3 separate regions of the Homo sapiens genome follow, and all the other regions are linked to region 1. Evidence: chromatin contacts called from ENCODE Hi-C or POLR2A ChIA-PET data. All regions are on one chromosome and are shown on one strand. Each heading gives the region's core, a stretch centred on a gene start or an enhancer-like site at or near the end of the contact. The rest is flanking DNA. Distances are from core to core; before and after follow the strand shown.

Region 1 (4,916 bases), core at 1,450-3,949:
GGATCTGCTCCCGTGCCAGAGACATTCAGGGGATTTCTCGCACTCTCCCCTCCCCTACGTCCCTCCCGCCCCATCCAACTAACCACACAACACATACAAAATAGCCCCTGCGAGGTTCTGCACGCTGGAAGGGAACAGGAGAAGGGCGCTGCGCTTTCTTGCTGATGCCCTGTACTTGGGCCCCTGGTAGACACAGCCACTTGTCCCCTCAGCCTGCAGAGAAATCCCACGTAGACCGCGCCCGGGTCCTTGGCTTCAGCCAATCTCCCTTTGGTGGGGGTGGGATGCACGATCCAAGGTTTTATTGGCTACAGACAGCGGGGTGTGGTCCGCCAAGAACACAGATTGGCTCCCGAGGGCATCTCGGATCCCTGGTGGGGCGCCGCTCAGCCTCCCGGTGCAGGCCCGGCCGAGGCCAGGAGGAAGCGGCCAGACCGCGTCCATTCGGCGCCAGCTCACTCCGGACGTCCGGAGCCTCTGCCAGCGCTGCTTCCGTCCAGTGCGCCTGGACGCGCTGTCCTTAACTGGAGAAAGGCTTCACCTTGAAATCCAGGCTTCATCCCTAGTTAGCGTGTGACCTTGAGCAGTTGACTTTATTTTTCAGTGCCTAGTTTTCCAGATACCAGGACTGACTCCAAGGACTATTACTCATCTGGAGGGTTTAGCACAGTACCGTCGCATAGTAAATTTCCATGTCAGTTTTGGTTACCTTTCATGCACTTGCAAACATGCCATGCTCTGAAACGAAATAGGCACATCTTTTTTTTTTTTTTTTTTAAGGAGTCTTCCTCTCGCCCAGGCTGGAGTGCAGTGGCGCGATCTTGGCTCACTGCAACCTCCACCTCCCGTGTTCGAGATTCTCCTGCCTCAGCCTCCTGATTAGCTGGGACTACAGGCATGCCACGACGCCCAGTTAATTTTTGTATTTTTAGTAGAGACGGGGTTTCGCCATCTTGGCCAGGCTGGTCTAACTCCTGACCTCAGGTGATCTGACTGCCTCAGCCTCTCAAAGTGTTGGGATTACAGGCATAAGCCACTGCATCTGGCCAGAAATGAAATAAGTAAATCTTTTAACCTGCTCTAACAATATAGTGAAAAGACCATATTATTATTAGAGCAGGTTAAGGGATTTGCCTATTTCGGGTTCTAGTTATAGTCTTAAACTTGGACATTCTTGTAGAAAGTAAAAAGTTTCCTCTTCAAAGTTCCCCTTCTTGTTAAAGAATACATCATAAGTGTTAGAAGTAATAGTTTATTTTAAAGACTAACTTTCTTCAAGCCTCCTTGCTTTGTGCTAATAACTCTTTGTTAAGCCCTATCCTATGTAACTGTTGGACATGCTCACAGGCACGTTCCAGTTCACAGCCTATGCCCCTTCCTTATTTGGAAATGTTATTGCTTCCTTAAACCTTTCGGTAAGCAACTTCCTCTCCTTCTTCGTTCTTCCTTGCACTTACCTATTTAGAAAGTTTTAGGCTATTAGCAAATCGGCTATCAGTTTAAGAGTGTGAGGTCCCGCTCCAGCCAATGGATGCAGGACATAGCAGTGAGGACGACCCAAATGCGTAAGGGATAAATATGTTTGCTTTTCCTTTGTTCAGGTGTGCTCTCGACATCGTTCCATCTGCGATTGAGCACCCTTTCTGCAGAAAGTAAAGATTGCCTTGCTGGAGATCTTTTGTCTCCGTGCTGACTTTTCTTCGTGGCACCGATTATCTATTTCTAACAATTTTGGTATTTCTAACATTCTGAACAATCTTGGGCTAGTTGTCTCTTCTGGGCCTGTTTCCCCATCCGTCACATGATAAACTTCATTGGTTTAAAAACCCCAGCGAACATTTATTGAGTTACTATTACCTTCCTGCCCTCCCCAACCCCAACCCCAGGGAGCAGTTACAACCTCAGCCGCTGAGCGCACTCGCCGGGTGTTAAGAAGCACCAAAGACAGGGAGGCTTGATTGATTTTGCTTTGGGAGTAGAGGGTCAGAAGATTCACAGGAAAATGGCATTTGAGCAAGGATGATTCACTGGAGCTAGCTTTTAAATACTGGCGAGGCTTTTATGTTGCAGTCCCTTACAAAGTTGAGCATTCGCAGGGACTGCACTCCGAAATAAGCCCGCTTCCCCTTTTCATTCGCTAATGATCCAGGGAGCTGCTGGTTCCGCATGCGGCAGGTTGTGCCTTTTCCTAATCAGGGTTCTGCATCGCCTCGAACCCGCAGGCCGTGGCGGGTTCTCCTGAGGAAGCAGGGACTGGGGTGCAGGGTGAAGCTGCTCGTGCCGGCCAGCGCCTGTGAGCAAAACTCAAACGGAGGAGCAGGAGGGGTCGAGCTGGAGCGTGGCAGGGTTGACCCTGCCTTTTAGAAGGGCACAATTTGAAGGGTACCCAGGGGCCGGAAGCCGGGGACCTAAGGCCCGCCCCGTTCCAGCTGCTGGGAGGGCTCCCGCCCCAGGGAGTTAGTTTTGCAGAGACTGGGTCTGCAGCGCTCCACCGGGGGCCGGCGACAGACGCCACAAAACAGCTGCAGGAACGGTGGCTCGCTCCAGGCACCCAGGGCCCGGGAAAGAGGCGCGGGTAGCACGCGCGGGTCACGTGGGCGATGCGGGCGTGCGCCCCTGCACCCGCGGGAGGGGGATGGGGAAAAGGGGCGGGGCCGGCGCTTGACCTCCCGTGAAGCCTAGCGCGGGGAAGGACCGGAACTCCGGGCGGGCGGCTTGTTGATAATATGGCGGCTGGAGCTGCCTGGGCATCCCGAGGAGGCGGTGGGGCCCACTCCCGGAAGAAGGGTCCCTTTTCGCGCTAGTGCAGCGGCCCCTCTGGACCCGGAAGTCCGGGCCGGTTGCTGAATGAGGGGAGCCGGGCCCTCCCCGCGCCAGTCCCCCCGCACCCTCCGTCCCGACCCGGGCCCCGCCATGTCCTTCTTCCGGCGGAAAGGTAGCTGAGGGGGCGCCGGCGGGGAGTCAGGCCGGGCCTCAGGGGCGGCGGTGGGGCAGGTGGGCCTGCGAGGGCTTTCCCCAAGGCGGCAGCAAGGCCTTCAGCGAGCCTCGACCTCGGCGCAGATGCCCCCTGAGTGCCTTGCTCTGCTCCGGGACTCTTCTGGGAGGGAGAAGGTGGCCTTCTTGCGCGAGGTCAGAGGAGTATTGTCGCGCTGGTTCAGAAGCGATTGCTAAAGCCCATAGAAGTTCCTGCCTGTTTGGTTAAGAACAGTTCTTAGGTGGGGGTTAGTTTTTTTGTGTTTCTTTGAGGACCGTGGATCAAGATCAAGGAAATCTCTTTAGAACCTTATTATGGAAGTCTGAAGTTTCCAAATGTTGAGGGTTTTATGTCTAAAAGCAACACGTGAAAAAATTGTTTTCTTCACCCAGTGCTGTCTTCCAATTTCCTCTTTGGGGGGAGGGGTAGTTACTGCTGTTACTAAAATAAAATTACTTATTGCTAAAGTTCCCCAACAGGAAGACCACTACTTTTGATGACTTTGGCAAGTTTGCTAACTACTGGAACCCTAACTTACAAACGAACTACTTACATTTTTGATTTCCAGTTGTATTACCTGCCCAATGTTTACGTAGAAACAGCTTAATTTTGATTCTGGGTAACGTTGTTGCACTTCATTAAAAATACATATCCGAAGTGAGCAAGTATGGGTCTGTGGACAGCAGTGATTTTTCCTGTCAATTCCTGTTGCTTCAGATAAAATGTACCAGACAGAGGCCGGGCGCGGTGGCTCACGCCTGTAATCCCAGCACTTTGGGAGGCTTGGCGGGTGGATCACCTGAGATCGGGAGTTCAAGACCAGCCTGACCAACATGGAGAAACCCCGTGTCTACTAAAAATACAAAATTAGCCAGGGTGGTGGCGCATGCCTGTAATGCCAGCTACTTGGGAGGCTGAAGCAGGAGAATCGCTTGAACCTGGGAGGCGGAGGTTGCGGTGAGCCGAGATAGCACCATTGCACTCCAGCCTGGGCAAAAAGAGCGAAACTCCGTCTCAAAAAAAAAGTACCAGACAGAAATGGGTTTTGTTTTCTTTTTTTGTTTTGAGACGGAGTTTCGCTCTTGTTGCCCAGGCTCGAGTGCAATGGCGCGATCTCAGTCTCGGCTCACTGCAACCTCTGTCTCCCAGGTTTAATCGATTCTCCTGCCTCAGCCTCCCAAGTAGCTGGGATTACCCATGCCCCACCATGCCCGGCTAATTTTTGTATTTTTAGTAGAAACGGGGCTTCACCATGTTAGGCTGGTCTTGAACCCCTGACCTCAAGTGGGCCTCCCACCTCGGCCTCCCAAAGTGCCAGGATTACAGGCATGAGCCACCGCGGCCAGCCAGAAATGGGTTTTGGAAAAAGCACTAAACAAAATCGAACTTGGTTTCATATGACAGCTCTGCTGCTAACTGTAACAGGGGCAGACCAGTTAACCTACTTTTCTGTCTTCTGTCAGCTGAGAATTAGATGATTCCCAAAGGCCCATTGAACTCTGAATGACTTTAAATACTTCTTCTTAAGTGGGTACACGGTTTTGGTAACTGATGCCAGGTGATGAATGCATGAAAGTGCTTAATGAATGAAACCGGTAAAATAGTAGGAGGAAGCTTTATTGGTAAGGCAGGGGTATACCTAATAGCTCTCTAATTTATTGGTATTGAAGTGGTTAACTTTTGTTTTTTTAAGGGGGGAAAACATTCTAAGAATAATGAGGCAAACTGCATATTGCACAAGAGACTGTTGTCTCTATTCAACAAATACCTTTTGAGTGTCCAGAGTCTGCCAGGTGCTGTGCTAGGCCCTCACGATTGAGTAGTGAACCAGAGAATGTCCCTGCACCCATGGAGCTTATTGTCTACTGGGGTAGACAGATAATAAATAAGCAAACAAATCTTCTCTCTTCTCCCTTTCGCTCCATGTAAGTGTGTGTGTATA
Region 2 (4,916 bases), core at 652-3,151, 1.3 Mb before region 1:
ATTTCCTGGTTCCCAAGCTCCACGAGGTCTGTGCAGTGCAAGTCCCTCCCCAGACACCTCCCCCGTCGAGTGCCTCCCGAGTTACTCACAGTGGTTGGGCAATGGTCAGGGATCCGGCCTCCCACTTATGTAAGGCATAATTATCCAGCCCACCCGGCTCCAGCCACCATAGCAGCCAGCAGCAGGGGCCAGGAAGAGCCCATGCCCTCCCCAGGCCCACATAGGGCTCCCATTGGCCTGCACCCTCCAGAACAGAAGAGCGGCTGACCCCTGATGAAGTGCCCACTAGGTGCCCGCTGCTAGGTGCTTCCTCCTGCTCACTCTGAGGCTGCACTTCCAGCAGTGGAGGCCTTTCCAGCAAGAAGAATGGAAACAATAGCGAGATGTGTGCAGCCAGTGTACCCTGGTGAGCACCGGCTCTGCGCCAGGTGCTACGCTGAGAGAACGCCTCAGAGCTCTTTACTATTCACCACCCCACACCACACTCCCACGTCCACAGAAGCAGGTGCGATTACTTCCAATTTACAGAAAAGGAAACTGAGGCCCAGAGACACCAGGGAGCTTGCTGGGGTGAAGCAGCTGCAGGTTCAGAAAGCCAGGAGGCAGCCCATTCATTACGGCTATGTCCGGTTTGGAAATCTCTCGCACAACCCAGCCTACTGAAACTCCGACGCACCAAAAACATCCTTTCCTCTTCCTGAAAAAAAAAAAATTCCCCTTTTGCCCTCCGAGTTTCATCCTTCCCCCTCCGCATGACAAATCCTGCTGCTGCCACCTCACAAAAATTTCCAGGAAGGCCAGCTACTTGGAGAAGAGCAAATCCCTTGCACAGCCAGCACCCTGGCCTGGCGGCTGGCCCAGATCCCAGGCAGCCAGGACAAGAATAAGATGGGGTGAGAACCCCCAGTGCAGGGAGAAGCTTGCAACTCAAGACAGAGAGAGGCCGGTAGAGAGGGGGCTGTACCTTAGGGAGGGGTGGGAGGACAAGGAAGGTTCCTGGGAGCCCAGGGCTGCAGGACAGGGTGCAGGCCAGCCAGGGAAGGGGCAACATAGGGCCTATAAGGATAAGAAGAGCTGGGGGAGAGAAGGACGGGGAGTTCCGAGCTGGGGTGTAGCCAGAGCACCCGCATAGGGGGTACAGTGAGGTCCGCAACAACAGGAGCACTCTGGGGCCCAGATGGAGACTCAAGTTAAATCCCAACCTGGATACAGCCCTGGGACCCGAAGCTAGAAATGGGACTGGGTGCTGCCCAAGGACCCAGGTGAAGGCCAGTGTGAATCTCACCTGGGTCCCGCTGAGGGAGAAGACTGGGAGAGTTCATGTCCAGGCTGCAGCCATAAGGCCCAAATGAGGTCAGAATGAGGCTCCTGACTTGGATGGGGTGAGCAGAACAAAGTCCTAGTCTGGGTCCAGCCTGGGTGATCTCGGGCCTGAGTGCAGTCCCAAGGCCTAACGTGGGGGTCCAGGTGAGGGCCCAGGCGGGGGCTGGTCCCGGGACCCCGAACAGGAAGGGGTTCCGGGACCGGACGCCGCTGCCAGGTCGAGAACAGGATGGGGTGGGACCAAAGAAAGGTCGGGGTTTGCAGCCCGGCCCCAGATTAGGCGCGGGGTCAGGCCGAGGTCCCGGCCGGGAGCGCCTACCTTTGGACTGGGGCATGCTGGCGGGCTGGCTCGAGGCGGGCGACTCCATGCTGCAAGTGGGTCCTGGACGGCGGTGGAGACTAATCTAGAGGACTGCGGGCTCCACCGGGGCCGAGCACGCTCATGGCTGCGGGCAGACGGCCCAGGCCAGGCGGAGGAGCAGCGGCGGCGGCGGCGGCGGCGGCGGCGACTGCGGCGAGGACTGCGGCGGCGACTGCAGCAAGGACGAGTCCGCGACGGGCGGCGCCGGAGACAGACTGGGCAGCGCCGGGGAGACCCCGGCCGAACTGCGCTGACTCAGGCCCCGCCCCTGCGTGCCCGATTGGTCCTTTCGTTTCCAAGGCCCGTCCTCTGCCTATCAGACGCCGGCCTGTCCCTGCCTGTCAAGCACACGCCCCACCCTCCTTAGGCCCAGGATCCGGGCCCCTCCCGCTCTCTGTCAAGTCCGCCAGCCGCCCGAAAAACCCAGGTCCGGTCAGGCTCCGCCCCCTGGACTAAAGCCGCGCCCCTCGCGCTGCCCGTCAACATGCAAGCCCCACCCACTCCCGGGACCCACTGAGCCCGCTGCTCCCTGCAGGCGCCCAGGCCCAGCCCGGCACCCCCAGACCCGCAGCCCCGGCGGGTGCGATGCGCGGGCGCGTTCTCCTGGGTGCGTCGTCTGGAAAAAACCCGAGATCCCTAAAGGTGGCACGGCTGGGCCTGCCGAAGTGGGCGGGGGTTAAAAGTGCGCTGCTGGGCTGCCTCCTGGCTCTCTGAACCTGCAGCTGCCTCACCCTAGCAAGCTCCCTAGTGTCTCTGGGCCTCAGTTTCCTTTTCTGTAAATTGGACCCGGGTTCGGATCCGAGTCGGCAGCTTTGTAGCGGAACTAGCCTTGGTCAGGTGGTGACACCTGAGCCTCAGTCTACGCATCTGTGAGCGGGCGGCGGTGACAGCTATCTCCCGGCGCTGCTCGCTAACACGCACTGAGGGCCTGGCGCCAGCAAACGTCGCCCGCGCCCGCGCTCCAGGCGCCCGGCCAGGGCGCGGGGTCGGTGGTGAGCTCAGCGATGCCCGGTGACGAGGCAGCACGAGGAGTTTTCGTGGCTGGTTACTGCTGCCCCTGTTCTACACAGGGGGAAACCGTGTCTCAGAGGGAGTGAGGCGGCATGCGGTGCATTTTATCCCGCGAGCCCCGAGGCCCCATCCTGGCTCTCTCCTGGACCTTCGTTCTCTCCTCTCCTCCTAGGATCTCAGTCTGCCCATCTGCATAATGGCTGGATGGGCCAGTCCTCCCTCTGCTCCCACACGGAACCTCGGGGGATTTCAGGAACCGCTGACCAATCTGGCGCTGGGAACAGATGACTCTGGATGTAAAGCCAGGGCTAGTGAAGGCAGAATGTACCAGGCAAAGGTCAAGGGGTCAGCCCCTGGCCTCCAGGCAGACATGTGTACCCTGTCAGGGACCTCACGTGAGGGAAGCAGATTCCACCACCTGCTAGAAAGGCTTGAGGCCGGGCCTGACCTCTGCTTGCCCAGGTGTAAAGTGGGGGTGATGCAGGGCCCCATGCACAGAGTGGGGAGCCACAGGAGATAAGAGGGAAGCCTTGCAGCCATCACCATTCTCTTCCTGCGTCTCCTGTTCACCCTTCCCAGGCAGTGGGATGGAAAATCATGAGTCTGGGGCTCAGATAGGTATGGGTTCCAATACCAATTCCTCCACTTACTAGCTGGATGACCTTAAAGAAGTCACTGAGCAGCTCTGTGCCTCAGTTTACCTATCCCATGGGGACAATAAGGTCTCTGAAAGCGTTTCATGAGTTCAGGAGTGGAAACACCTGGCCTAGGGCTTGGCACTCACTAGGTGCCCAGGAAATGTGAGTTTGAAAACACTGTGGGCTGCCTCCATCCTTGCCATATCATCCCTGGTGACCTGTGCTTATCCGTCTGTAAAATGGGCATCCAGGAGCAGCTTCCTTTCTACCAGAACTGCAAGGCTAGTCCAGCGAGTTTTCTGGGTTCAGGCACTGGCCAACAGCCTTGACTTCTGCACAAGGCCACACTCCGCCTTGTGCACTCTGCTTCTTGGGATGTTCAAGAGTCTCAGTATTGCCCCTCAAATGTGCCAGGGATGGTCCTGCCGCAGCAGCTTCACCCTTGCTGCTCCTGCCCAGAACATTCTTCCACTCAAGCCTCCTGGGGCTGGTTCCCTCTCATCCCTCAGACCGCTTCCTAAATGAACACCCCTAAGAGGCCTTCTCATCATGGTCCCCAGACTGAGGCACAACACTTATGCTGCTGATGTCTTTGTTACTGACTCAGTTTTTAACACAGCTCTCCCTCCAGACCATCCGAGCCTCATTCCCTGCTGTGTTCCCAATGCATAGCCCAGAACCAGGCACATAGTAGGTGCCTGATAAATATTTGAGGAATGAAAAAAGGAAGGAGGAAAGCATCCACAGACCAGGGTGAAGCGACTCCAGTCCCGTGCCAACCTCCTTGGCGGCCAGATGACTCAGACAGGCCCTCGCATACAAGGAGTTTGGGGATTAGTCAGGAGCCCGATAAACAGCTCAGGAATCACAAAACTCCATGTGAGTGCTATAAATAGATGCATGAGCAAAAGTCCCAGGAGGGTGCCTGGGTGATGCAGCCATCTCCATCTGGGTGGGGACAAGGAAGGCCTCTCAGAGGAGGTGATTTTGAGACTGGACTTTTAAGGACCAGTAGGAGCTTACCAGGCAGAGAAGCAAGAAGAGCATCCCTGGAAAGGAACAGCAGAGGCAATGGGTTGGAGATGTAAAAAGGGCCACACATGAGGACCAGGTGAGGGCCAGACTGGGATGCACAGCTGCACCACTGGAGCTCAAGAAGTACCATCAAGAACCATCAGAGACAAAGGTCTCTTGCTGGCTTGCTATAGTGACATCTCTTGATTTCTTTCTGTCTGTAAGTGGCACAGTCAGATTGGGGAACTCCATGACCATGCAGAAAGCAGAATAAATGTTTGACATGGGTCACAAGAGGCTGCCTCTTACCTTGATTCCTAGGAGAAAAGTCCCAAACCTGCTCTCTGTGGATGCAGGAAACTGAGTCTCTGGATGGGAAGGATTGTGGCCAAAGTCAGGATGCAAGCATGATCTGAGGTGGGCAGGACCTGGGGTGACAGAAGGCTGTAAAGAGAGGCTGACTCAATAGCATTAACTATAAGTTTTGTGCTTCCAAATCACTTTTTGGTTTTTAAGAATTTCTTGATACTATTGTAGCCTGCCTTCGATTTTGATCCTTTATTCTTTCT
Region 3 (4,916 bases), core at 734-3,233, 1.1 Mb after region 1:
CACTCCAACCTGGGCAACAGAGCAAGACTCTGTGTCAAAAAATTAAAAAGTATAAAAATTTATGTTTATTGGATGGGCATGGTGGCTCACGCTTGTAATCCCAGCACTTTGGGAGGCCAAGGCAGGCAGATCACAAGGTCAGGAGTTTGAGACCAACCTGACAAACGTGGTGACACCCTGTCTCTACTAAAAATACAAAAAATTAGCCGGGCGTGGTGGCGCATGCCTGTAATCCCAGCTACTCAGGAGGCTGAGGCAGGAGAATCGCTTGAACCCGGGAGGCAGAGGTTGCAGTGAGCTGAGATCGCGCCACTGCTCTCCAGCCCGGGAGACAGAGCAAGACTCTGCAAAAAAAATAAAAATAAAAAAACTTATTATGTATGTTTATTAGTGATGTGCCTCACTCCAAGGAAATCTGTTTTTAATATCAATATTGATGAGAATTTGAAGGGCAAATTCTAAACCGAATTACTCTTCCACTCCTGTATGATCCCAGGCTCTGCTTATCTCTCCAACACAATGTTAACTCATGCCTAACATCTGAGTGTTCACAATGCTTATGACAACCCAGTGAAGCAAGCACTAGAATGAGACCCATTTTAGACAGGGAAGCTAGGTTTCCAGATGAAGAAACTTACTCAAGGCTGCAAAGCCTCTAAGCAGCAAAAATAGCTCGGTCTCAGCATGATTTGTAGTAGTTAGTCCTATGCAACAGTGGGCTGCACAGCCTGTCTCTCAACCCACACAGAAAACGACTTGGCACCCCGCTGAATTCTGCATACAGAGAGCAAAATAGGACAAATACCCAGATTTTGAAAAATGTCTATTGTAAACATGCCTTGTTTGGAAAACAATTTATATAATAGTGCCAAAGAAAGAAAACAGAAGTTTGATTCGGTATTTCCACTTCGGGTAATTATCCCAAGGAAATAAGGAAAAAGCTATATGCTCAGTGATGGTGGTCAACATAAGACTTTTCAAAGAACAAGTACACCAGACCTGTGTAAAGGTTCCATAATAAAGTAATTAAGTAAAACACAGAATAGAAATTCAATAAATATTCAACACGACGCAAAAGTATCTATGAATGACTTTAAGTGGAACGAGCTCAAATCACAACTGAGTAATAATGGTACACACGAGGGCAGCAGGAAAGGAATATGGACAAAAAGGATATGCTTTAGTGGGGTTCAATAATGTGGGTGAATTATTTCTATTTGTGCAATTAAATTTTTTAAACACTAGAGATCACACCTCAAGCCCCAAAGCCCCATTCCGCATTTTCATACTCCTTTCAAAAGCTAAACACCCAAACGGAGCCAACATTAACATAAGAGAAAAATTATTATCATCAAGCAGAATACTTAAAAATTTCATCACGGTTCCCCCTCAATCTCTGCTGGGGTGAGTTCTGAGTTGGATAAAATCATCCTTTAGGAGGTGAGAGATATATTCGTAACTAGCAAAGCCAGGTAAATTAAAATCAGGGGCTCCGTGTCAGCTTAGGGACGGAGAATGGCTGGGTCTGGGCTTGCTTTCAGGGCTGCTCACCACAGGTCCCATCATCAGGGTTCGACTCCCCAGCGGCGCCTCAGGGAGAGGAGAGAGCCCAGGCACCGGACGCCCGTCCCCCGCCCCCGCCGACCCCTGGCGGGAGAGGAAGAAGGGAGGGAAAAATGGAAGGGCCGCGGGCGCGAGATCGCCCCAGTGAGCCCCCAAGCAGCCACCACCCAGGGACCCCGACCCGTCCGCCTGCCGGCGCCGCGGGCTCCCCGCCCCTTGCACCTGCGCCCCGCAATGCCGGAGCCAGCCAGCCCTCGCTGCCGCTCGCCACTGGCTCCCGCCCGCCTACCTGGCCCCGACCCCAGCCCCGGCCCCGCCGCAGCCTCAGCTGCAGAAGGAAGAAAGCGCCGGGTCTCCTGGCGGCCTCTCTAGGAGCAAAATGGCGACTCCATGCACAAGATTGGCGTCCGCGGTGACTGCGAGGCCGGTGGGCGGGGAGGGGCGAGGGCGGGACTAGAGCCCGGACAGCGGAGGCACCTAGCTGGGGGCTGTGGGCGTGGCCCACCAGTGGGTAAGGCGCGGGGCAGTGGGTGTAGCCACAGGGGTGGAGTCGGGCTGGCACGATGGGCGGGGCGGTGGGCGGGGATGCGCCTGTTTTGGTCCCTGGGGAGCTGCTAGCCCCACACCAACTGTGACAGCCCAGGCAGGTTACAAGGAATGAATGTGGACAGAGTATGACATTTGGAATTACAAATACCTGGGTTCAAGCCTCCACTGGCCTGTAACCTTGGACAAGTCATTTCAACCCTCTGAGCTTGTTTCCTCATCTGAAAAACAAAGATAGCAGCACCCATTCCATAAGACTGTTGTGAGGATTAAATGAGACAATACGGCCAGACGCGGTGGTTCACGCCTGTAATTCCAGCACTTTGCGAGGCTGAGGCGGGCGGATCACGAGGTCAGGAGTTCGAGACCAGCCTGACCAACATGGTGAAACCCCCATCTCTACTAAAAATACAAAAAAAAAAAATTAGCCAGGCGTGGTGGTGCGCGCCTGTAATCCCAGCTACTCAGGAGGCTGAGGCAGGAGAATCGCTTGAACCCGGGAGGCAGAGGTTGCAGTGAGCCGAGATCGCGCCACTGCTCTCCAGCCTGGGTGACAGAGCAAGAGTCCATCTCAAAAACAAAACAAAACAAAACAAAACTGTGCTAAAAGCACAGTTCTGGGTGTATAATAAATGATCAGTTTTTTGTTCGTTTGTTAGTTTTTTGTTTTGAGACGGAGTTTCGCTCTGTTGTCCAGGCTAGAGTGCATCGGCGCGATCTCAGCTCACTGCAAACTTCGTCTCCCGGGTTCAAGCGATTCTCCTGTCTCAGCCTCCCGAGTAGCTGGGATTACAGGTGTGCGCCACCACGCCCGACTAATTTTTTGTATTTTTAGTAGAGACAGGGTTTCACCATGTTGGCCAGGCTGTTCTCAAACTCCTGACCTCAAGTGATCCGCCCGCCTCCGCCTCCTAAAGTCCTGGGGTTACAGGCGTGAGCCATCGCGCCCAGCCATTATCAGTTATTATCGTTATTTGCCTTGTCGCCTTTTTTTCTTTTATTATAAAGGAATTAGTACTTTTGGTATCCATTGCCTAAGTTCTTTATAACTTAGGTAATGTTTACTCTTTATTGTATGTATAACATAATAATAGCAAACACATGGTCCTCTTTTAAGTGCTTTACATATATTAACGGTAACTTATTTAATCCTCACAAGAGCATAAGGTAGGTGTTGTTATCCTCTCCATTTTAATAGTTGTGGGAACTGAGACGACGACGTTAAATAACTTTTCCAATGACAAAGCAGTGGACAGAATTTCGACCCAGGAGGCTTTGCACCAGTCTTCACTTACCTAATCCCTATACCACATCTTCTCTCCAATTCTGCTTTGGATTTTTCACAATAATGAGGCATGAAATATTCATCAGAGGTTGCAGAGCTAGCTAGAGTCTTTATGGTTCAACGTCTTATTTTAGAAACGAAGAATACAAGCATCTCAACTAACGAATTGTAAATTAGGTGAGACTTCGTGAAATGGAGTCGTTTGAAACATTTCCTTTGCCTGACAACTTTACAGGGACATACCTCTTTGTAAAGAGCAAGACCCATGAGCCCAGTGATTATCTGCATACCAAAATTGATTCCTCTTCAGCGGTACCTCGGCTGGGCTCACGTCCCTTCTGCGCTGGCATCTAACTCCGGTCACAACCCCCACCTCTCTGCTGTGGCTGGCGTAGATTCCACGCGTCACATGTTGGCATGTGACTGGATCTGGCCAGTCAGAGAAGTTCATCCCTCTCCGCTCGCTGATTCGCTCCAAAGATAGGCTACTGAGCCAATCGGAGCCCACGAAACACCGTCTCCATCCCTGCGCCGGGACTGGAGAGGCTTACTCTCTCCTGCTGATGCTGCAGCTGCTGGGATGCCAGGAGGGGAACCGCCTGAGGAAAGTGCTGAGAGAAAAGAGAGGGAGGGATACAGACCGGGCCCAGATGAGTTTGCGCTGAATCTGAAGTCGGTAGGTCCCTGGACATTTCTATTATGGAAGCCAAGAAGAACCTCCCCTCCACCCTCTGAAGCCAGTGTGGATCGGGTTTCTGGCACTTGCAGTGTCTGCACGGTCTCCTCTCCTTCCTTCTCCATTGCCCTTTCTCACCCGCCTGGGCCCGCCACCCTGAACTACCGGGACACATGCTGTTCCTGCCTCCAGGCGTGCACTTCTTCCTGCAGCCTCCTCCCCTACTAACTCCTTCTTGAACTTGATAGCTCCATTGTCACTTTCGAGTCTTCCCTAAACCACTCCCTTCCCAAATAAAACTGTTTCATGTATTTTTCTTTCATTGGGCTTATCACGATTTCTAATTAAGTGTTTGGGTGGTTATTTGACAAATATCACCACCTCAGCCCCTGTACACTGTAAGCCCCATGAGGGTGGGCTCTTCGTCCCTCCTGCTGATCACTGTTTCCCAGGGCCTGGCACAAGTATGGTACTCAAGAAATGTCTGGAAAATTGAGTGCCTTATCCTTTCTGGAAAGAAAATGGGCAGTAGCGCAGCATTATATAGTGTTTGCACCATACAAGAATAATATTACTGGAAAAAAAAAAACTTTTCTAAGAGACAGAGTCTTGCTCTGTTGCCCAGGCTGGAGTGCAGTGGTGCAATCATAGCTCACTGCCGCCTCGAACTGGGCTCAAGTGATCCTCCCGCCTCGACCTCCAAAACGCTGGGATTGCAGTCATGAGCCACCACACCTGGCCTTGAATTTTTTAAAAAATCCACTCTCATTAACCAGAATGAGCTAGCTCCAGTGTATCACCGCGTCCAGGGTTCTGCAGTGGGGTGGCTTGCTCCTCAATAGTTTC

What was found. A loop is a pair of places that touch in the nucleus more often than their neighbours do. ChIA-PET counts read pairs that join two places held with the same protein, here RNA polymerase II (POLR2A). Pooled maps may share reads with other maps.
Region 2: a loop to region 1 is called in a pooled map, with 10 times the contacts of the local background. The contact joins the promoter of MAP2K3 here to the promoter of AKAP10 in region 1. A Hi-C loop is called at or near these places in 1 of 37 single-sample maps with no recorded cell type and 10 of 50 pooled maps. POLR2A ChIA-PET finds 5 or more read pairs at or near these places in 1 of 52 experiments (PC-9).
Region 3: a loop to region 1 is called in a pooled map, with 14 times the contacts of the local background. The contact joins the promoter of PRPSAP2 here to the promoter of AKAP10 in region 1. A Hi-C loop is called at or near these places in 5 of 50 pooled maps. POLR2A ChIA-PET finds 5 or more read pairs at or near these places in 2 of 52 experiments (H1 and activated CD4-positive, alpha-beta T cell).

The regions. Positions count from the first base shown.
Region 1 is chr17:19,975,611-19,980,526 of GRCh38, reverse strand. AKAP10 (A-kinase anchoring protein 10) reads left to right here and starts at 2,699. Exons shown (of 15, transcript NM_007202.4): 1 at 2,699-2,935. The coding sequence starts at 2,848. RefSeq lists an enhancer at 1,616-2,329 and a silencer at 2,802-2,991.
Region 2 is chr17:21,281,696-21,286,611 of GRCh38, reverse strand. MAP2K3 (mitogen-activated protein kinase kinase 3) reads right to left here and starts at 1,901. Exons shown (of 12, transcript NM_145109.3): 1 at 1,643-1,901. The coding sequence starts at 1,691. RefSeq lists enhancers at 193-252, 2,329-2,829 and a silencer at 1,913-2,442.
Region 3 is chr17:18,855,198-18,860,113 of GRCh38, reverse strand. It overlaps PRPSAP2 (phosphoribosyl pyrophosphate synthetase associated protein 2), which reads right to left and starts at 1,983. Exons shown (of 12, transcript NM_002767.4): 1 at 1,853-1,983. RefSeq lists a silencer at 1,526-1,885 and enhancers at 1,632-2,204, 3,984-4,043, 4,064-4,113, 3,632-4,132.